Regions from separate parts of the Homo sapiens genome. Here all the other regions are linked to region 1. The links are chromatin loops, found by intact Hi-C in ENCODE. Cell type or tissue: Calu3. All regions are shown on one strand. Region 1 overlaps LOC107985862 (a long non-coding RNA gene). Region 2 holds the start of LOC107985862 (a long non-coding RNA gene). Region 3 has its middle 33 kb from the start of LINC01946.

The links. A loop is a pair of places that touch in the nucleus more often than their neighbours do. Peaks named below come from ENCODE experiments on the same cell type or tissue, not always from the same donor. Only the 100,000 strongest peaks of a DNase experiment are listed, where the experiment ranks them.
Region 2: a loop joins it to region 1, with 2.2 times the contacts of the local background. A loop is called at or near these places in 4 of 110 quality-filtered maps.
Region 3: it touches region 1 in a loop (12-fold over the local background); 8 of 110 quality-filtered maps call a loop at or near these places.

The regions. Positions count from the first base shown.
Region 1 is chr2:31,671,607-31,679,606 of GRCh38, reverse strand. All of the region lies in intron 3 of LOC107985862 (a long non-coding RNA gene), which reads left to right. Among named protein-coding and RNA genes, the nearest start is that of SRD5A2, 95 kb to the right of the region's middle. RefSeq lists an enhancer at 3,713-4,007. In Calu3, a CTCF peak has its summit at 3,823; a DNase peak (open chromatin) is centred at 3,816.
Region 2 is chr2:31,726,852-31,734,851 of GRCh38, reverse strand. It overlaps LOC107985862 (a long non-coding RNA gene), which reads left to right and starts at 5,565. Exons shown (of 6, transcript XR_001739388.1): 1 at 5,565-5,703. In Calu3, a CTCF peak has its summit at 4,954 (motif pointing right); no DNase peak of the experiment used is centred here.
Region 3 is chr2:31,833,194-31,841,193 of GRCh38, reverse strand. No RefSeq gene overlaps it. Among named protein-coding and RNA genes, the nearest start is that of LINC01946, 33 kb to the right of the region's middle. In Calu3, no CTCF peak of the experiment used is centred here; a DNase peak (open chromatin) is centred at 3,703.

The DNA.
Region 1 (8,000 bases):
CTACTTTAAAGTTCATATGGAACAAGAAAAGAGCCCGCTTAGCAAAGACAATCCTAAGCAAAAAGAATAAAGTTGGAGGCATCACACTACCTGACCTCAAACTATACTACAAGGCTACAGTAACCAAAACATCATGGTACTGGTACCAAAACAGATATATAGACCAATGGAACAGAACAGAGGCCTCCGAAATAACACCACACATCTACAACCATCTGATCTTTGACAAACCTGATAAAAACAAGAAATGGGGAAAGGATTCCTTATTTAATAAATGGTGCCGGGAAAACTGGCTAGCCATATGTAGAAAGCTGAAACTGGATCCCTTCCTCACACTGTATACAAAAATTAACTCAAGGTGGATTAAAGAGTTAAATGTCAGATCTAAGACCATAAAAACCTTAGAAGAAAACCTAGGCAATACAATTCATGACATAGGCATGGGCAAAGACTTCATGACTGAAACACCAAAAGCAATGGCAACAAAAGCCAAAATTGACAAATGGGATCTAATTAAACCAAAGAGCTTCTGCACAGGAAAAGAAACTATTATCAGAGTGAACAGGCAACCAACAGAATGGGAGAAAATTTTTGCAATCTACCCATCTGACAAAGGGATAATATCCAGAATCTACAAAGAACTTAAACAGATTTACAAGAAAAAAATAACTCCATCAAAAAGTGGGCAAAGGATATGAACAGACCCTTCTCAAAAGAAGACATTTATGCAGCCAACAGACATATGAAAAAATGCTTATCATCATTGGTCATCAGAGAAATGCAAATCAAAACCACAATATGATACTATCTCACACCAGTTAGAATGGCGATCATTAAAAAGTCAGGAAACAACAGATGCTGGAGAAGATGTGGAGAAATAGGAATGCTTTTACACTTTTGATGGGAGTGTAAATTAGTTCAACCATTGTGGAAGACAGTGTGGTGATTCATCAAGGATCTAGAACTAGAAATAGCATTTGACCCAGTAATTCCGTTACTGGGTATATACCCAAAGGATTATAAATCTTGCTACTATAAACACTCATGCACACGTATGTTTATTGCGACAGTATTCACAATAGCAAAGACTTGGAACCAACCCAAATGTCCATCAATGATAGACTGGATAAAGAAAATGTGGCACGTATATACCATGGAATACTATGCAGCCGTAGAAAAGATGAGTTCATGTCCTTTGCAGGGACATGGATGAAGCTGAAAATCATCATTCTAAGCAAACTATCCGAAGGACAGAAAACCAAACACCACATGTTCTCACTGATAGTTGGGAGTTGAACAACGAGAACAGATGGACACAGGGTGGGGAACATCACACACTGGGGCCTGTTGGGGGATGGGGGATGGGGGAGGGATAACATTAGGAGAAATACCTAATGTAAATGATGAGTTGATGGGTGTGGCAAACCAACATGGCACATGTATACCTACATAGCAAACCTGCACATTGTGCAAATGTACCTAAGAACTTAAAGTATATATATAAAAAAGATATCATTTTGACATATGAATTTTATTTCTTTTGGATCTATTCCCTGTAGTGGGATAGCTAAATGAGATAGTAGTTCTATTTTTAGTTTTTTGATAAAACTCCATACTGTTTTCTGTAATGGTTGTAGTAATTTACATCCCCCACCAACAGTGTGTTAGGGTTCCCTTTTCTCCATGTGTTCACCAACACTTACATTTTGTCTTTTTGATAAGTCATTCTAACAGGTGTGAGGTGATATCTCGTTGTTTTGCTTTGCAGTTCTTTGATAATTAGTTATATTGAGCATTTTTTTCATATACCTATTGGCCGTTTGTATGTCTTCTTTTGATTAATGTCTTCTTTTGAGTATATTAAGGTCCTTTAACCATTTTTAAGATTGGGTTATTTGTTTTCTTGCTATTGAGTTGTTTGAGTTCCTTATATATTTTAGATATTAAGCCCTTGTTATATGTATAGTTTTCAAATATTTTCTCCCATTCTATAGGTTGTCTCTTTACTCTGTAGATTACTTCCTTCACCATGCATAAACTTTTTAGTTTGATGTAATCCCATTTGTCTATTTTTGCTTTTGTGCCTATGGTTTTGAGGTCATATCCAAAAAAATCATTGCTCCGACAGATGCCATGAAGGTTTTCTCCTATGTTTCCTTCTAGCAGTTTTATAGTTTTGGATTTTAAATTTAAGTCTTTAATCCATTTTGGGTTAATTTTTGCATATGGTAAAAGATAAGGGTCTAATTTCATTCTTCTGCATGTGGATATCCAGATTTCCCAACACCATTTATTGAAGAGACTGTCATTTTCCCATTGTATATCTTTGGCACTTTTGTTAAAAATCAGTTGACTGTAAACGTGTGGATATATTTCTGGCTTCTCTTACTGTTTCATTGGTCTATGTGTCTGCTTTCATGCCAGTAACATGCTGTTTTTGTTGCTATAGCTTTGTAGTATATGATATTAAGTTTTGAACCTCATTGTACTATACACAGATTCACTACAGGGTATAACTGAGAATACAGGAATTCTAGCCCACCCTCTTATTTTACAGATGAAGATAGGCACAGAGAAAGTAAGGAGTTTGCCTAAGAGTGGTAGAGCTGGGCCTAGAATTCACCTGAGCTCAAGCTTTTTCAACCTATCAATTTCAAGCTATTTTCTACCAGATTGTCCCCAAATTCTTTGCCTCCACCCAGATCCTTTCTTGATGCTACAAGAAGTTTTCTAGATATTTCTGCCCCCATGCATCTTGTGACCTACTTTGATAAAGATTTAAAAAAACTAGATTGGAAGATGGTGGATTGGAGGCAGTGTTAGCATGCCTCTCTGACTTGGAAAGACAAAATAGTGTGTAGAGATTCACACTATGAACTTTTTTTCCAAGAAGCAATGCAGGAATTTAACAAAAAAACTGAAGGAAACCACAGACCCTTTGAAAGAAGTAGCAGACTACAGCCTACTCTGTGAGCCAGGCAAAAATCTGTAAGTCCCCAGAGTGTTAGAGGGTGAAAGACTGCCTCCAAGATACAGATCCCTACCAGGGAATCTGACAATCCAAGTCCTGAGGGAGGGCCTTAACCCTACTGAGGGCTGGAACTGATTTAGGGAGTGGTGAAAAATATATAAGGAGCAGCAGCAGGAAGAGCATTGTGTGCATTCCCAGTCTCCAGTGCAGACTAAGGGAAGCCATTTCTGATTCTACCTCACAGGAGATTTTATGGAAGTCTGCTAGCTAACGCAGGCAGTGGTTGTAGTTTGAGAGAAACTCCCAACTGAAATTTGCAATATAATCTCGAGTGATGATGAACTCCTCTTGCCAGAATTGTGGGGGAGAGAGGCCAGAATGTGGGGGAGAGTGGGAAGTGTGCTGCAGCCATGTCTGGAGGAGCTGGATACCCTGGCTTTTTGAGCAAACTGGGAGGGGAATGGCCTGAAAACCAAGGTTGTTGTCTCCCCTGTGAAGGCATATGGCCTGGGGCAGTTTTGAGTTTTGAGTGTAGACTGCCTGAAACTTACCTAGTTGCTGCTAGCAGAACACTGCAGGTATGAGAACTGCCTTGCCAAGTGCATGGGAGCAGGGTGGGGCTTACTGGCACCTGCTACCCCCGTTTCCTGAGAGAACTCTTCTGTGCAGCTGAGGCAGCCAAGCTTCTCCCTGGAACATTACCCCAGTGGCCAGAGAACCACCCCCTGGCCCCTACAGGGACCACTGCTTGCCCTGAATGTGGACAGCCAGAGCGCAGACCTGCCTGACCCAGCCCCCATCTGGCTTTGCCTCTGCACTCGCCCTGATAGCTTAACACAAAGGACAGAACTGTTTGGTGGCTTTATAGCCCCACCTATCGCCTGAAAAACCAGAGTGCCACTCCTGGGTAACATAAGGCAAGCATAAATCCCACTGCTACTACCACAGCTGGTGCTATTTTACAAGGGCCACCTCCTGGCCAGAGGTCAGCTAACAATTAACCTCAGCTATCACCACTGTCTTTACCACTCTGGCTAACCAGGAGGTCCCAAGTCTGTCCATGTGACCAGTACATTGCTACTGCAACCAGCATTTAAGAAAACCAACAATATAAGGCTATTTATAACCAAGGAACCTCACAGAGTCTACATCACTGCCCTGCCACCCCCATGAGAGCTGGTGCTGGTACCTACTGCTGGGAGACTTGAGGACAGATCACATTACTGAATCCCTTGCAGACATTCCCCAGCACCAGCCTGGAGTGTGGCAGCCCCACCAAACAGCTAGACCCAGAGGAGCAGCAGCATTCACAGTAATCTGGTTCTCAGGGACTCCTACTCCTAAGGGAAGGGGGAGTGCGCCACATCAAGGGAACACCCTGTGGGACAAAAGAATCTGGATGGAAGGCCTTGAGTCCTAAATCTTTCCATTGGTGGGAAGTTCCTTTCAGCAGAGGCACAGTTGTAGTGCTGGGCTCAGTGGGGAAAGTCTGCAGCTCTACTCCAACAGTCAGGCAGTCCTGGTACTCCTGAAGAATCTTGGAGAAGGGGACTTATTTTTCCCCCATCCACCACTGCAGACATAGCTGAGGGTTCTCCCATGGGCACTCAGGATGGGTGCACATATAGACAGCCTTTCTGGAACACTTTAAGGTGACTGCATTCACACAGGAGGAGCACTCTTCAGGTTCAGGCTTGCATGGGAGATAGGGTCACAATTCCTCTCTACTTGGAACATCAACATTTCTGCAGATGAAAATAGGTGCCTGTCTGGTCTGAATAGCCAGAACTCTGGGTCAAGAGTGTGCCTGGGAGGTAGATTGCTTTCCTGCTGGCCTGGCAGGGAAGCTGAGGTGGCTTCCATCCTCCCCATCAATAAGATCTCAGTGAATTTAACTGAGAGCTTCCCTGGCCCCTCTGTTGAGGCTGGGATCTCTGCCCACCATTGTGTATTGCGTTTATTCACCTGCTTTAGCCACAACTGGTTTCTACCAAGGAACACCTCCCCTACTGGCCTGAAGTATGAACTGTTCAACCCAGTAAATAAAATACTGGGGAAAAATAAATAAATAAGTGCACACCATGGAAGAATGAGATAAGCTTCAAGAGACCGCTGCCATTTCAATCCCATAGGGGATTGTGAAGTTTCTCACATACCAAGGATATTGCTACTATAACAAGCATCTGACAAAACCATCATATGAAGATTCCTTATAGCCGAGGAACTCATACAGCGTCTTCACCCTTGAAAGCACCAAGAGCTGAATTAGGCTACAATAAACTACATGCATTAAAGTCACATCCTTAAGAGGGAAAATTTAATTTAAAAAAACACAGTCAAACCAAAAGTAAATTCAAGAATAATTAGAAGAAATAGTAAACCCAAATGAGAAGGAGCCAGAAAAGTAATTCTGATAATATGACAAAGCAGGGTTCTATAACACCCCTAAAAGATCATACTAGCTCTCCAGCAATGGATCCAAACCAAGGTGACAACTTTGAAATACTAGACAAAGTATTCAAAAGGTTGATTATTAAGCCACTCAAAGAGATACCAGAGAAAGCTGAAAACCAACATAAAAAATTAAAAAAACAATTCAGGACATGAATAAAATTTTTCTAAAGAGATATTTTAAAGAAAAGCCAGTCAGAACTTCTTGAAATGAAAACCACATTTAGGGAATTACAAAATGTAGTGGAAAGTTTTAACAACAGACTAGAACAAGAAGAAGAAAGAATTTCAGAACTTGAAGCAAGGCTTTAGAATTAACCCAATCAGACAAAAATAAAGAAAAAATGAATCAAAAGAAATAAACAAATTCTCCAAAAAATATGGGATTATGTAAAATGACCAAACCTAAGAAAAATTGGTGTTTCTGAGGGAGAAGAAAAAGCAAATGGTTTGGAAAACTTATTTGAGGGAATAAATGAGGAAAATCTCACTGGCCTTGCTAGAGATTTAGATATGAAAATGCAAGCAGCTCAAAGAACTCCTGGGAGATTCATTGTAAAAAGGACATCACCATATAGTCACCAAGCTATCTAAAGTCAACACGAAGGAAAGAATTCTAAGAGTAGTGAGACCAAAGCATCAGACAACCAATAAAGCAAAAGCTAAGTTTCTACTTCTCAGTAAAAACTTACAAGCCAGAAGGGATTTTAATTTATCTTTAGCTTTCTTAAACAGAGCAACTGTCAGCCAAGAATTTTGTATTCAGCAAAACTAATTTTCATAAATGAAGGAGAAATAAAGTCATTTTCAGACAAACAAATGCTGAGTAAATTTGTCACTATCAGAGAAGCCCTACAAGAAATGCTAAAAGAAGTTTCAAATCTTGAAACAAAAGCTCAGTATGCACCAGAATAAAATCTCTTGAAAGCATAAAACTCACAGGAGCTATAAAACAGTAACACAATGAGTAAAACAAAGTGGGTAACAACTAACATGATGACTGGAACAGTACCTCACATCTCAATATTAATATTGATTGTAAATGGCCTGAATACTCCACTTAAAAGATACTGATTGGTTGCATGGATAAAAAAAAAATTGCAAACCTAATATCTGCTGCCTTCAAGAGACTCACCTAACATATAAGAATTCATATAAACTCAAGGTAAATGGGTGGGAAAAGATATTCCATGCAAATGGAAACCAAAAGTGAGCATGAGTAGCTATTATTATATCAGATAAAACAGACTTTAAAGGAACAAAGGTAAAAAAAGACAAAGAAGGTCATTAAATAATGCTAAAAGGATCAATCCCACAAGAAGATATTACTATCCTAAATTTATATGCACCTAACATTGGAGCTCCCAGATTAGTAAAACAATTACGCTAGACCTAAGAAATGAGATAACAGCAACATAATAATAGTGGGGGACTTCAACACTCCACTGACAGCATTAAACAGATCATCAAGACAGAAAGGCAACAAAGAAACAGTGGAATTAAACTACACTCTAGAACGAATGGACCTAACAGATATTTACAGAACATTTTACCCAACAACTGAAGAATATACATTCTTCTCTTCACCACATGGAATGTTCTCCAAGATTGGTCATGTGATAGGCCACAAAACAAGTCTCAATAAATTAAGAAAATCAGAATCATATTAAGTATTTTCTCAGACCACAGTGGAATAAAACTAGAAATCAACTCCAAAAGAAATACTCAAAACTATATAAATACATAAAAATTAAACAACCTGCTCCTGAATAATTTTGGGGTTAACAATGAAACAAAGATGGAAATTTAAAATATTCCTTGAAACGAATGATAATAGCAACCTAAGTTATCAAAACCTCTGGGATACAGCAAAAACAGTGCAAAAAGGAAAGTTTATAGGGCTAAATGCCTACATTGGAAAGCCTGAAAGATCACAAACTGACAATATAATGTCACTTCTCAAGGAACTAGAGAAACTAGAACAAACTAAAGCCAAAGCTGGCAGAAGAAAAGAAATAACAAAGATCAGAACAAAACTAAATTAATTTGAAACAAAAAATACAAAAGATCAATGAAACAAAAAGTTGGTTCTTTGAAAAGATAAACAAAATTGATAGATCATTAGCTATGTTAACCAAGAAGGGAGAAGATTCAAATAAGCTCAATTAGAAGTGAAACTGGAGACATTACAACGAAAACCACACATATACAAAAAATCATTTAAGACTACTATGAACACTTCTATGCACACAAACTAGGAAACTAGAGGAAATAAATTCTTGGAAACATGCAACCCTCCTACATTAAATTAGGAAGAAATAGAAAGCATGAACACACCAATAACAAGCAGTGAGATTGAACTAGTAATAAAAGAAAAATTGCCAACAACAGCAGCAGCAGCAGCAGCAGCAGCAACAACAACAACAACAACAACAACAACAAAAGCCCAGGACAAAATGGATTCACAACTGAATTCTGCCGGACATCCAGAGAAGAATTGGTATGAATCCTACTGAAACTATTCCAAAAAATTGAGAAAGAATGAATCATCTCTAAACCATTCTATGAAGCCAGTATC
Region 2 (8,000 bases), 55 kb before region 1:
ACCAAAAAGTTTAGGAAACACTTCTCTCTCAATGCTTTTCAATCTTTAATGTACACACACATTACCTGGGGATTTTGTTAAAGTGAGGATTCTGAAGGTCTGAGGTGAGACTTGAGATTCTGCATTTCTAGCAAGCTCCCACGTGATGCTGATGCTGCTGGTCTGAGGACGACATGGCTTAAAATATTGTCCCCGTTTTGTTTTATTTGAACATTTTTATGGATATATAATTGTTTTACATATTTATGGGGGTACATGTGATATTTTGATTTAAGCATACAATATGTAATGAACAAATCAAGGTAATTGAGATATCCATCACCTTAAACATTTATCATTTTTTTGTGTTGGGAACATTCCAATTCCACTTTTTTAGTAATTCTTAAATATACAGTAAATTATTGTTAACTATAGTCATGCTATTGTGCTACTGAGCATTAGATCTTATTCCTTCTAACTAACTATATTTTTGCACCCATTAACGTATCCCTACCTATTCCTCCCCACACTACCCTTCTCAGCCTCTGGTAGCCATCATTCTACTCTCTATCTCCATGATATCAATTTTTATAGCTGCCAAATATGAGCAAGAACATGCAATATTTATGTGCCTGGTTTATTTCACTTAACATAATGTCCTCCAAGTTGCATCCATCTTGCTGCAGATGACAGGATTGTATTCTTTTTTATGGCTGATAATATTCCACTGGGTATATGTACCACATCTTCTTTATCCATTCATCTGTTGATGGACATTAGGTTGATTCCATATCTTGGCTAGTGTGAGGAGTGCTGCAATAAACATGGGAGTACAGATATCTCTTCAATATGCTGATTTCCTTTCTTTTAGATATATACTCAGCAGTGGGATTACTGCATCATGTGGTAGTTCTATTTTTAGTTTTTTGAGGAACCTCAATACTGTTCTCCACAGTGGCTCTAGTAACTTAAATTCCCATCAACAATGCAGGAGCATTCTCCTTTTCCTACATCCTTGCCAGGATTCATTATTCTTATTATTCTTTGATCTTTTTATTTATTTATTTACTTTTTTATTATACTTTAAGTTTTAGGGTACATGTGCACAACGTGCAGGCTTGTTACATATGTATACATGTGCCATGTTGGTGTGCTGCACCCATTAACTCATCATTTACATTAGGTATATCTCCTAATGCTATCCCTCCCGCCTCCCACCACCCCACAACAGGCCCCGGTGTGTGATGTTCCCCTTCCTGTGTCCAAGTGTTCTCATTGTTCAGTTCCCACCTGTGAGTGAGAACATGTGGTGTTTGGTTTTTTGTCCTTGCAATAGTTTGCTGAGAATGATGGTTTTCAGCTTCATCCATGTCCCTACAAAGGACATGAACTCATCCTTTTTTATGGCTGCATAGTATTCCATGGTGTATATGTGCCACATTTTCTTAATCCAGTCTGTCATTGTTGGACATTTGGGTTGGTTATTTTTTGATCTTTTTGACAAAAGCCATTTTAACTGGGGTGAGATGATATCTCATTGTGGTTTTGATTTGTATTTCTCTGATGATTAATGATGTTGAACATTTTTTCATACGTCTGCTTGCCATTTGTATGTGTTTTTTGAGAAATGCCTATCAGATTTTTGCCCATTTAAAAACTGAATTATTAGATTTTTTTTTCCTGTGGAGTTGTTTGAGCTCCTTATATATTCTGGTTAATAATCCCTTGTCAGTTGAATAGTTTGCAAGTATTTTGTCTTATTCTGTATGCTGTGGTATAATACTTTTGGTATTATTTCTTCTGTAAATATTTGGTGGAATTCAGCAGTAAAGGCACCAGATTTTAAGCTTTTTTTTTGCTGGGAAACTTTTTATTACTGCTTCCCCCTTGTTACTCGTTTATTCAGGTTTGCATGTCTTCATGGTTCAGTCTTGGTATGTTGTATGTGTCTAGGAATTTATTCATTTCTTTTAAGTTTCTAATTTATTGGCATATGGTTTCTCATAATAGTCTCTAAAGAACCTTTAAATTTCTGTGGTATCAGTTGTAATTTCTCCTTTTTTGTCTCTGATTTTATTTATTTGAGTCTTCTTTCTTAGTCTGGCTAGTTGTTTTTCAATTTTGTTTGTGTTTCAAAAAGCCAGTGTTATGATTCATTGATTCTTTGTATTTTTTTAAGTCTTAATTGCATTTATTTCGGTTCTGATCTTTATTATTTCCTTTCTTCTACTAATTTTTGGTTTGGTTTGCTTTTGGTTTTTTAGATCTTTAAGATGGATTGTTGGGTTGTTTAAATCTTTACTTTTTTTGATATTGGCTTTAATTGCTATATCTTCCCTTTTAGTATTGCTTTTGCTGTATCCTATAGGTTTTGGTATATTGTGTTTCCATTTTCATTTTGTTTCAAGAAATTTTTAAATTTTCTTCTTAATTTCTCCATTGACCCAATGATCATTTAGAAGCATATTGTTTAATTTTCCTGTATTTGTATTATTTCCAAAATTCCTCGCATTATTGAGTTCTAATTTTATTCCATTGTGGTCAGAGAAGATACTTGAAATGATTACAATTTTTGAAGAAATTTTTTGAGACTTGTTTTGTGATCTAGCATTGAGAATGTTCCATGTGCCAAGGAGAAGAATGTGTATTGTGCAGCTGTTGGAAAAAAATGTTCTATAATATAAATGCCTATTAGGTCCATTTAGTCTGTAGTGCAGATTAGGTCTGATGTTTCTTTGCTCATTTTCTGTCCAGATGATCTGTCCAACACTGAAAGTGGGATGTTGAAGTCCCCAACTCTTATTGTATTTGGACCTATCTCTTTAGCTCTAGTAAAATTTGCTTTAGACATATGGGTGCTTCAGTGTTGTGTGCATTAAATATTTACAATTGTTATATTTTCTTGCTGAATTGGCCCCTTTTGTTATTATATAATGACTTTCTTTTTATCGCTTTTGTCCTGAAATCTAGTTTTATCTGATATAAATATAGCTACTCCTGCTTGTTTTGGGTTTCTTTTTGCATGGAATATTTTTTTCCATCCCTTCATTTTCAGTCTGTTTGTGTCTTCATAGGTGAAGTTGGTTCCTTGTAGGCAGCATATAGTTGGATCTTGTATCTATAAATATATATATAATATATATATTTGGAGCTTCCATATTTTATATATATATATATATATATATATATATATATATATATATATATTTTTTTTTTTTTTTTTTTTTTTTTTTTTTTTGGGGGAGGCAGTGTCTTACTATGTTGCCCAGGTTTCAAACTCCTGGTCTCAAGTGGTTCTTTCACCTTGGCCTCCCAAAGTGCTGGGACTACAGGTGTGCACCACTGTGTAAGGTCTTGTTTTTTTTGTTAAATTCATTCAGCCACTCTATGTCTTGATTGGATAATTTGGTCCATTTACGTTCAATATTATTGTTAGGTAAAGACATACTACTGCTGTTTTGTTACTTGTTTCTTGGTTGTAATGTTAGTCATTTCTTCCCTTCTTCTTGTCTTCCTTGGTGTTTGAGTAATTTTTCTCTGGTAGTATGTTTTAATTTCTGGCTTTTTATTTTTATGTTTCTATTATAGGTTTTTGCTTTGTGATTACCATGAGGCTTGCAAATAACACCTTTTAATCAATTATTGTAAACTGATGATAGCTTTAACTCTGATCACAATTAAAAGAAAAAAGAGCAATCAAAGAGAAAATAAAAAACTCTACATTTAATCTGTATCCCTCCTGTGTTTTGACTTTTTGTAGTCTCAGTTTATATTTTTTATATTGTCTATTTCTTAACAAATTGTTGTAGTTATTGTTTTTGATAGGTTTGTCTTTTAGTCTTCATACTAAAGATATGAGTGGTTTATACACTGCAATTACAGTGTTGGAGTATTCTCTATTTGTACTTACTTTTACAGTGAGTTTTATACCTTCAGATGATTTATTGCTGCTTGTTAGCATTCTTTTCTTTCAGATTGAAGAACTCCCTTTAGCATTTCTTGTAAAACAGGTCTAAAGTTGGTTTAAATCCCTCAGCTTCTATTTGTCTGGGAAAGTTATTATTTCCCCTTCATGTTTAAAAGATAACTTTGCTAGATATAATATTCTAGGTCAAGGGATTTTTTTTCTTCATCACTTTGAGCATGTTATTCCATTCCCTTCTGGCCTGTAAGGTTTCCTCTGAGAAGTCTGCTGCCAGACATATTGGAGCTCCTTCATATGTTATTTGCTTTTCTCTTGCTGCTTTTAGGATCCCCCCTTTGTCCTTGATCTTTGAGAGTTTGATTATGGTATATCTTGATGTAGTCCTAAGTGGGTTGAATTTTCTTGGTGTTCTTTGACCTTCTTGTATCTGGATATTCATATCTTATTGTTTCTTTAAATAAACTTTCTACTCAGATCTCTTTCTCTAGACCAAAAACTTTTGATTTGCCCTTTTGAGGCTATTTTCTAGATTTTGTAGGCTTACTTAATTTTTTAAATTCTTTTTTTCTCCTATGACTGTATTTTCATATAGTCTGTCTTTGAGCTCACTAATCCTTTCTTCTGCTTGATCAATTCTTCTGTTGAGACTCTGATGCATTTTTCAGTTGGTCAGTTGAATTTTTTGGCTCCAGAATTTCTGTTTGATTTTTAAAAATTATTTCAATCTCTATGACAAATTTATGTGATAGAATTCTGATGAATACCTCCTTTGTGTTACCTTAAAGTTCGTTGAACTTCCTCAAGATAGCTCTTTTGAATTCCCTGACTGAAAGGTATCTTTGTCACTCCAGGATTGGTCACTGGTGCCTTATTTAGTCTGTTTGATAAGGTCACGTTTCCCTAGATTTTCTTGATGATTGTTGATGTCTGAGCATTGAAGTTAGGTATTTATCCCAGTCTTTGCAGTCTGGCCTTGTTTGTACCTGTCCTTGAGAGGGCTTTCCCAGAATTCAATGGGGATTGAGTGTTGTTACCAAAGCCTGTGGTCATTGAAGCTGTTTTAGCACTAGAGGGCACCCTAAACTGAGGAACACTGTGATTTTTGCAGACTCCTAGATACACAGCCTTGGTGTACTTGGTGGATTTGGGGAAGATAAGGGAGACTTCTCCAGGTTCCAGGTGAAGTCTGTTGCTCTTCTCTTTCACTTTCCTTCAAGGAGAAGGAGTTGGTGATATGGTTTGGCCCTGTGTTCCCACCGAAATCTCATCTTGAATTGTAGCTCCCATAATTCTCTCATGTTGTGGGAGGGACCCAGTGAGAGATAATTGAATCATGGTGGCAGTTTCCCCCATACTGATCTCATGGTAGTGAATAAATCTCATGTGATCTGATGGTTTTATAAGGGGAAACCCCTTTTCCTTGGCTCTCATTCTCTTCTCTTGTCTGCCGCCACGTGAGAAGTGCCTTTAGCCTTCTGCCACGGTTGTGAGGTCTCCCCAGCCAAGTGGAACTGTGAGTCCATTAAACCTCTTTCTTTTGTAAATAGCCCCGTCCTTGGGTATGTCTTTATTAGCAGTGTGAAAATGGACTAATACAGTCAGTCTCTGCACTGAACTGGAGTTGGGGAGGGGTGACGTGGGCACTCCCATGGCCACCACAGCTGGCACTGATTGGGTCACACCTGAAACTTATGACCTTCCAGATGAACACAGTACTGGGACTTGCCCAAGACCCACAGCCACTACTTCCTGCCTGCCTGCTGCTGCTGTTTATTCAAGACCAAAGAAGGGCACTTTAGGTAAAAGGGCATAGTTGGTGAATCCTGCTGGGACAGGGTCCATCCCACCAGGTCAGCAGATTGGTCTAGAAACACCACCCAGGAACAAAGGCTTGGAACTGGGAGCTTTAGGAATCTGCCTGTTGCTTTATTTTACTAGGCTGAGCTGATCCTCAGGTTGCAAAACAAAGTCCTCTGTACTATTTCCTCTCCTTCTCCCAAGCGGAAGGAATTTCTCCCTGCACTGCACTGCACTGCACTGCACTGCACTGCACTGCACTGCCTGGAGTTAGGGAGAAGTGATGCAGGCACTCCTGTGGTCACTGCAGATGGTGTTGCATGGGGTTGCACCCCAAGTCCACTGCCTCTGTGACCAGTGCAGCACCAGGGCTTGCCCAAGGACTATGATCTTAATCGCTGTGGCCTGACTGCCATTCAAATTTATTTGGGTCCCCAGGCCACTTTAGTCAGCTGGTGCTGAAGCTGGCCAGGATTAGAGTTCCTTCTGCTGGGGTGGGAAATTCCCCTCTGGCCCAGGGCTTGTCTAAATGCTCCCTCTGTGGGCACTGGCAGAACTCTGCCTGGTATTGTATTCCACTGTGATAGGGTGGTACTGAATTCCAGTGAAGAATCCCACACATAATTTGCTCTCCCTTCCCCAGGTGCTCAGGTTATCCCTTTGTGCTGTGTTGCCTGGGGTTGTGGGAGGGGTGGGGTAGGCACTGCAAGACTGTCCTTCCTACCCTCTTCAATGCCTCTTTCTTTGTTACTATGTTAAAACCAGATACACTATCTTTGTTATTATGTTAAAACCAGATCATAGTATCACTCAACTGAACTTTGGGTTCGTATGAAGGTGCTTTCTTGCAAGGATAGTTGCTCAGTCTGTTGTTCCTCGGGAGGGGATGGGCAATTGCTGGAGGATTCTATTTGACTATCTTGCTCTGCCTCCTCAAGGACTACGTTTTGAATAGCAAGACTGAGAACAAGTACCAAAGTCTGGGGGAAAAAGAGAGGGGGTGAGAGAGAAATCCTAGTATGGTTATGGTTACATAGGAAATGATGGCAAATCCCAGGAGTGGGAGAATTGGAAAAAGCTGTATCTGCTGTTTTCCTCCGTTTTATGTGCAGGAAACTTAGCTTAATGTAGAATCACCTGCCATACATAGGCAGTTACAGATTCCTGGGTTCCACCCTTGACTTACTAAATCAGAATCCCCAGGGAGGGTTTTGGGAGTTCACATTTTAAAAAAGCACCCCAAGTGATCTGTGTCATTAGATAAGTTTGGGAAACATTGACAAGAGTGTTGAGGAGAAAGTCAATTAAAAACTAAGCTAGTTTAAGATTAAATTTTAGAATAGATCACCGAAAACTATGTGTGATATAAGGAAATTTTCTCAGTCACCTGTAATTGTTTTCCTTATTGCTTGAAGAAATTTTCCATTTTATTGAATGCATTTTAGAGTTTTAAATACAAAACTTACATTATGTTTTATAGATTTAAGTTCAGAAAACTAGGAAAACAGTGGAGGTGAGAGAAAGTGGTAACAAAAAATTGAATGAAGATCCTTTAAAAAATGTGAGCTAATGAAAAATTTGAGTCTATGGAAAGAAAAGTGGCATTAGCAAATGAAACATTAAATGCTTACTACATGTTGTACTAGAAAATCATTGAAACCCTGATGAGCTCTGGATTTTAATGGTGTTCATTGAAAATCAGTGTTAAGCTTTAATAGATTACCAGAAAAATGTCTCTTGGTGTGCTTTGCAAAGTTGAAAATATTGATTAATGTGGTGACCAATTTCATCATATTAGGGGCCACAGAGATGTTTTAATTGTGGTTCTGAGAACATATAATTGACTACACCATTTTAAAGCTTGTATACGTATGGTGGTAAATACATCCATATTGTTATGCAGTCATCACCACCATCTATCACCAGAACTCTTTCATCTTGCAAAACTGAAAGCATTTCCATTAAACACTAACTCCCCATTCCATTCTCCCCTTAACCCCTGGCAATCACCATTCTACTTTTTGTCTCTATGGTTTTGACTACTATAAGTACCTCATATAAGTGGAATCATACCATAAGTCTTTTTGTATCATCTTCCACCTTTAAAACAGGGAAAATTAGTCTTTTGCCCTAGTGTCTCTTTCTTGTGCCTTCTCCATCTTTCTAATTATATATATTTGGTGTCATGCCCTCATATACCCTTTGTCTTACCACTCTTTTCTCTTTTCCCACATGAAAAACTTTTCAAAATGTTGATCAGAAAGACAGACTAAACACATATTTGTTCTCATTGAACTGT
Region 3 (8,000 bases), 160 kb before region 1:
CAAGCAAACACAGCATTAACCACATACATTTTCGTTTGAATTAATTTATTACAGAGATTCCCAGGAGAGGGACTGTAGGACGCCCTGCATCTAGCATAGAGAAGAGAGATTTTTGAGGCTGAAAGGGCAACACTACCTGAATCCAGTTTCAAGTGGGTCTTGAGAACAGTTTCAAACTGTAGTCCAGCCGTGACTCTTGGCTTCTCTCAACCAAAAGGGGTAAAAGTTTATTTTTGGACTTGGGATTCATAGTTGTGAAGAGTGTTGGTTGTAGAGTCAGATATTAACCTGGAGCCTAACTTGGAGGAGTTACCTAATTTCTCCAAGTCTGTCTCATAATCTGTAAAATTGAAACAATAATAACAGTTTTATTTTTGTATTGTGAAATGAGTTGTGTCTGCTGTGCTAAGCTAAGAAGTTGCTTATGGCAAATATTTGATCAATGTTAGCTTTTGTTTTCTGTAATATTAAGTTCACATTCATTGAGAATCCAATATATACTACCCAGTGGAAATGGGGAGTAAAAACTAGTCTAGAAGAACTAGTCAGCCGGGTGCGGTGGCTCACACCTGTAATCCCAACGCTTTGGGAGGCCGAGGCAGGCAGATCATGAGATCAGGACATTGAGACCATCCTGGCTAACATGGTGAAATCCCGTCTCTACTAAAAGTATAAAAAATTAGCCAGGCATGGTGGCGGGCACCTGTAGTGCCAGCTACTCGGGAGGCTGAGGCAGGAGAATCATTTGAACCCAGGAGGCAGAGGTTGCAGTGAGCTGAGATTGTGCCACTGCACTCCAGCCTGGGCGACAGAGCAAGACTCTATCTCAAAAAAAAAAAAAAAAAACTAGTCTAGAATAGTTTTGACAAGTTCTTTTTTTTTTTTTTTTTTTTTTTGAGACTGAGCCTTGCTGTGTCACCTAGCCTGGAGTGCAGTGGTGAGATCTTGACTCACTGCAACCTCCACTACTGGGGTTCAAGTGATTCTCATGCCTGGGATTACAGGCGTGCACCACCACACCTGGCTAATTTTTGTATTTTTAGAAGAGACGGGGTTTCACCGTGTTGGCCAGGCTGATCTGGAACTCCTGACCTCAAGTGATCCGTCTGCCCCGGCCTCCCAAAATGCTGGGATTACAGGCATGAGCCACTGTGCTTGGCCTTGACAGGTTCTTTTAAGGTTTAATTACAAGCTGACCCAAGAAAATTAAATAGGAATCCCTCAAAGCAGCTGAGTCATGCTTTGTCAAGTGAACTAAAAAGCATGAACTGCATTTGTTACCTCTTTTATGTATTATTTCTATCTTAACTGTTTTATTCCCACTGCAGTTGATAGATTTTAACATCAGATTATAAAACAGTGGCACCGTGAGGGCGTAGAAGAAGAATAAAGGGAAATGTCTCTCTTAAAAGAGCCCTTGGGGCCGGGCATGGTGGCTCACACCTGCAGTCCCAGCACTTTGGGAAGCTGAGGCGGGTGGATCGCTTGAGCTCAGGAGTTCAAGACCAGCCTGGCCAACATGGCAAAACCCCATCTCTACTAAAAATACAAAAATTATCTGGACGTGGTGGCGCGTGCCTGTGGTCCTAGCTACTCAGGAGGCTGAGGTGGGAGGATTGCTTGAGCCTAGGAGGTGGAGGTTGCAGTGAGCCCAGATCATACCACTGCACTCCAGCCTGGATGACAGAGGTGGTGTCTCAAAGAAAAAAACAAACAAAACCCTTTGATGGAGACAGTGGAGATACTATCAGGGGATCATTTTTTTTTTTTTTTTTTTCACACAGAGAATCTGAGAAGCCCACTTGGGGAGTGAACTCAACAACCATAGTTGTCTTGGCACTAGGCATTAAGCAACTGAACTCACACTTATATTCTAAGTAAAAGATGCAAAGAAAATAACTTTAGAAAACTAATACAGACTCTCAGTCTTTAATTAGTGTATTTAACACATTATTGAGTACCCACTATATGCCATGCGTTTTGTCTTCAAAAATGGGAAAGGCGGCCAGGCACAGTGGCTCACGCCTGTAATCCCAGCACTGTGGGAGGCCGAGGCGGATGGATCACGAGGTCAGGAGATCAAGACCATCCTGGCTAACGCAGTGAAACCCTGTTTACTAAAAATACAAAAAAAAAAAAAATAGCCAGGCGTGGTGGCAGGTGCCTGTAGTCCCAGCTACTTGGGAGGCTGAGGCAGGAGAACGGTGTGAACCCGGGAGGCGGAGCTTGCAGTGAGCTGAGATCGCGCCACTGCACTCCAGCCTGGGCGACAGAGCAAGACTCTGTCTCAAAAAAAAAAAAAAAAAAAAAAAAAAAAAGCACAAGCTGTGCTTTCTTGGAGCATTTAGTCTAGAAGCGCTAATAGATAATTTGAGGAAAGGTAGGCTCACCACATGAAGAACTACACTATAATATATATTGCTCACAGGATAACAGTTCTTTTTAAAATACCAAGACGTTACCGGAACAGACCTGGAAGACTCAGTGAGATTGCTCTCTGCCTTCAAAGGGAGAATGAGAGGGTAAAGGACTTGGATTGGATAACTCTAGGGCTAACATCCTGCCGTAGAAAGAGACAAAATCAAGAGGACACATGGTTTAAAGCTGCAGACATGAGATTTGTTAGGTTTTCTTTCTTTGGTTTTTTCTTTGTTTTTTTTTTCTGGACAGAGTCTTACCTGTCGTCCAGGCTGGAGTGCAGTGGCATGATCTTGGCTCACCGCAATCTCCACCTCCTGGGTTTAAGTGAGTCTCCTGCCTCAGCCTCCTGAGTAGCTGGGATTACAGGCGTCCACAGCTACACCCGGCTAATTTTTGTATTTTTAGTACAGATGGCATTTCACCATGTTGGCCAGGCTGGTCTTGAACTCCTGACCTCAAATGATCCACCTGCCTTGGCCTCCCAAAGTGCTGGGATTACAGGCGTGAGCCACTGCACCTGGGCAGATTTGTCATCTTTTCTACCTGAATGCTTACCTTCAGTCTTGAAGGAAGTGTGTGCAAATGTCCTCCAAGTGAATAGAAATAAACTAACCTATTTCATAACACAGTCCTACTTGATTCCTTTACAAATAGTGATTCAGAGCTTCGGCTCCAGAGTCAAGCTGATCTGGATTTGAATTCCATCTTTTGCAGTAATAAAATTTGACTTAACTTTTTAAGCTTCTTTTCCCTTGTTTGTGAAGTAGAGATGATGATAAAACATTGTTCATAGTTGAAGAAGGTAAATGAGATGATACATTTAAAGTGCTTAGCATGATACTTAACATGCTAACCTGTTAAGTTTTCAATAAATTTTTACTATTATTAAACTATAATAGCCATTCTTTAAAGAAAAAGGGGGCTGGGTGTGGTGGCTCATGCCTGTAATACCGACTTTTTGGGAGGCCGAGGTGGGTGGATCACCTGAGGTCAGGAGTTCAAGACTGGCCTGACCAACATGGAAAAACCTCATCTCTACCAAAAATACAAAGTTAGCTGGGCGTGGTGGCGCATGCCTGTAATCCCAGCTACTCAGGAGGCTGAGGCAGGAGAATTGCTTGAACCCGGGAGGTGGAGGTTGCGATGAGCCAAGATTGCACCATTGCACTCCAGCCTGGGCAACAAAAGTGAAACTCTGTCTCAAAAAAAAAAAAAAAAAAAAAAAAAAAAAAAAAAAGGGGGAGGGAGGAAAGGAAAAGAAAATCAGTGAATACACTAGGTGTCAGCGTTGTGCTTCAAATCGTGAAGTGCACAAAATGCCTACTCTGATTTTATTTAGAAGGTGTCCAAGTTGAACTGGCTTAGAATAGAAAGATACTTAAGCAGATCTGGGAAAGTCAGAATTCTAAAACTGCAAAAGGATATAACAATGTGCTGGCTTAGGACAGCATACACTGATGATCTTTTAAAGCTCGCAATCTATTAAAAATAAGAGCTGCCTACCCCACTGGTCTACAGCCATCTCCATAGACTCAGCATGGAAATTAAGACTAATCTCACCTTTGTCTAGGATGCCAGCATTTTTCTCATATCTATAATCTAAGTCTTGGAGTCATTTTCTAGGAAGAATTGTGTTTGAATCCTGTCTTTACTACTTATTAGCTGTGTAGATGATGATAATATTTGTTTTACCTACTCCATACGGTCATCAGAATGACTTCTGAAAAATGTGTATTTTGAAAAGCGGCTTACTAAAATGTAAAATATTATTATTCTGTACAGTTGGCAAACAACACAGGTAGAGAGAGGAAGATTTTTCCCAGAATTCTTGAGTTGCTCTGAAGCCTCAATTTTTTGAAAAGATAATTTGCTCTTAAATGAAACTTAGAATGAACTGATTGAGCTTGTTTAAATACTGGTTATGACCCAATCCCAAAATGGGATTAATCCACAGTGTAGTAACACAATCCTATGTATTTCTTTTTTCTTTCTTTTTTTTTTTTTTTTTTTTTTTTTGAGACAGAGTCTCTATAGCCTAGGATGGAGTGTAGTGGTGCGATCTTGGCTCACTGTAACCTCTGCCTCCCAGATTCAAGGAATTCTCGTGTCACAGCCTCCCAAGTAGCTAGGATTACAGTTGTATGCCACCATGCCCAGCTAATTTTTCTATTTTTTTTTTTAGTAGAGACAGGGTTTCATCATGTTGGCCAGGCTAGTCTTGAACTCCTGGCCTCAAGTGATCCACCCGCCTTGACCTCCCAAAGTGCTGAGATTACAGGCGTGAACCACTGTGCCCAGCCAATCCTATGTATTTCATAGTATACAGTGATAATCTTAGAGTGAATATGAAAAAAAGCCTCTAAACTTCCTTAACACAGACTATCAATCATTTAATAGCTGAATATTTGGTGTGAGTGGGATAATACTTGATATAGCATTCTTTGGGTATAGACCTTAAGTTTTTCATAGGTTTTCTCATGATTTTGCATGTGAACTAAACTGTTATATCTCTATCACATTCATTGAGAATCCATTATGTACTAGACATTTGAAAAGGAGAGTAAAAACTGGTTTAGAATAACTAGTCTGGAATAATTTCAACAGGTTCTTTGAGGGTTTAATTACAAAGGTTTGATTGCAGGCCGACTCAAGAAATTGAAAGGGGAGTTTTAACAATTTTAAAGTTTTACTTCAGTGACATAAGCAATAGTAAAGTTGACAATCCTTAATCCAAAAATTGAAATGCTCCAAAATCTGAAAAGTGTTTGAGCAAAGACGTGACACCACAAGTAGGAAATTCCACACCAGACCTCATGTGACAGGTCACAGTCAAAAAGCAGTCTAAACTTTGTTTCATGCACAAAATTATTAAGAATATTATATAAAATTACCTTCAGGTTATATGTATTAGGTATATATAAAACATGAATGAATTTTATGTTTAGTCTTGGATCCCATCCCCAGGATATCTCATTATGTCTATGCAAATATTCCATAATCTGAAAGAAATTCAAAATTTGAAACATGTCTGGTCCCAAACATTTCAGATAAAGGATATTCAACCTTTAGACGCAGCTCTATAAATGCCTACTGAGAGTATCAGAAAGATAGTGTTAACTTGCATGGTCTATTTTTGGGTTGCACTTATGAAAATCTCTTGGGCAAGGACAAAACCAGACCTTTATAGGCAACTAAGACTTACCTTCATACATGTAGAGATAGATATACATACATGTGTATAATAATAACTATTATAATATAATTGTATAATATAACTACTATAATAACTATAATAACTATTATTGCTAATGTTAGTGGCAGTAGTAGATATAAATGATGATGTAGACACCATAACATAAAAAGATGTCTATACCAGTAGAATCTATTCAGTGAGTTTATAGTGTAATCATGGGCTAAATCAGACTGATATAAATTCTATCATGTAGATTATAAAATTTACATAATAAAGTTTGCAATCTACCCATCTGACAAAGGGCTAATATCCGGTATCTACAAGGAGCTTAAACAAATTTACAAGAAGAAAACAACTCCATCAAAAAGTGGGTGAAGGATATGAACAGACACTTTTCAAAAGAAGACATTTATGTTGCCCACAAACATGAAAAAAAGCTCATCATCACTGGTCATTAGAGAAATGCAAATGAAAACCACAATGAGATACCATCTCATGCCAGTTAGAACGGCGATCATTAAAAACTCAGGAAACTAACAGATGCTGGAGAGGATGTGGAGAAATAGGAACGCTTTTACACTGTTGGTGGGAGTGTAAATTAGTTCAACCATTGTGGAAGACAGTGTGGAGATTCCTCAAGGATCTAGAACTAGAAATAGCATTTGACCCAGCAATCCCATTACTGGGTATATATCCGAAGGACTATATATCATGCTACTATAAAGACACATGCCCATATATGTTTATTGGAGCACTATCCACAATAGCAAAGACTTGGAACCAACCCAAATGCCCATCAATGATAGACTGGATAAAGAAAATGTGGCACTTATACACCATGGAATACTACACCGCCATAAAGAAGAATGAGTTCATGTCCTTTGCAGGGACATGGATGAAGGTGGAAACCATCATTCTCAGCAAACTAAAACAAGAACAGAAAACCAAACACCACATGTTCTTACTCACAAGTGGGACTTGAACAATGAGAACACATGGACACAGGGAGGGAAACATCACACACGGGGGTCTGTCAGGGCATGGGGGACAAGGGGAGGGATAGCATTAGGAGAAATACCTAATGTAGATGATGGGTTGATGGGTGCCACAAACCACCATGGCACATGTATACCTATGTAACAAACCTGCACGTTTTGCACATGTATCTTAGAACTTAAAGTATAATAAAAAAAAAAACTTCAAAAATAACTTCAAATGAATAATAAATGTGATAGCTGCACTATTATGGTGAACTTGAGGTTTAGAGAATGGTTTTTCCATGTCTGAGTTGCAGAGATATTACTAATACTATACAAGAATAATTTCTCCATCTTTTCTCTGAAGTGATAGACAACTGTCTTCCTATGAGACAGAAACTTGGAGCTTTCTTCCTTTTAGTTAATAACCAATTTATAGCTGTCTTTAAACTTTGCATCCTTCTTTTCTAAAAAGAAAATCTAAAAAGGAAATCTATCCTGGTTAGTATAGCAGTGTTTTTCAAGTGTTTTAAAAATATGGGTTATATATAAAATTAGTGGTTTGCAGTAAATTTTGAAAAGTGCAATAAAATAGAAAATAGAGTGCACCACACAAAGTAAAGTATTTTATGCATCAATACACACACATGTATATACATAAACATATTAGTCCATATGCAAAACATGAGAGACAGTGTATGAAGTGACTAAGGGCATGGGTTCTGGAGCCACAGGGCCTGTATTCAAATCCTGGTCTGGTTACTTGTCTTTGGACAAGTCACTAAGTGCTTCAAGTTACTCATTTGTAAAATCGAGATATTAATAACCTTACAGGATATTGTGAGGATTAAATGAGCTACCACATGTAAAGAGCTTATAATTTATAAGGCACTTTCTATACACATATACATACACCCTATTTATACGCACATGTGTAGTGAGGGATATGTGTGTGTGTGTGTGTGTGTGTGTGTGCACGCGTGCACTATGTTCTAATGTAAAATATGTTTCTTACTCTGAGTCGTGGTTTTAAAAGATATGAAAGCTACTGGTTTATCGGGTGGCTGGCATTGTGGGTGGATATGGAGTGATGAGACCCTGGTCCTGGTCAATATTCTGCCAATTCCTGTGTGACCTGGAACATGTTACTTAACCTCTCTGTCCTCATTGCCGCATTGTTCTCTCTCTCTCTCCCTCCCTCCCTCCCTCTCTCTCTCTCTCTCTCTCTCTCTCTCCTACTTCAGCCTCTTCAGTAGCTGGGACTATAGGTGTGTGACACCATGCCTGGCTAATTTTTTTATTTTTTTGCAGAGACAGGATCTCACTATGTTCCCCAGGCTCTCATTGTCTTTTTCTTAAAGGTAATTAGACACTAAATTATCCTAAATGTGCCAATAAACAATATAATT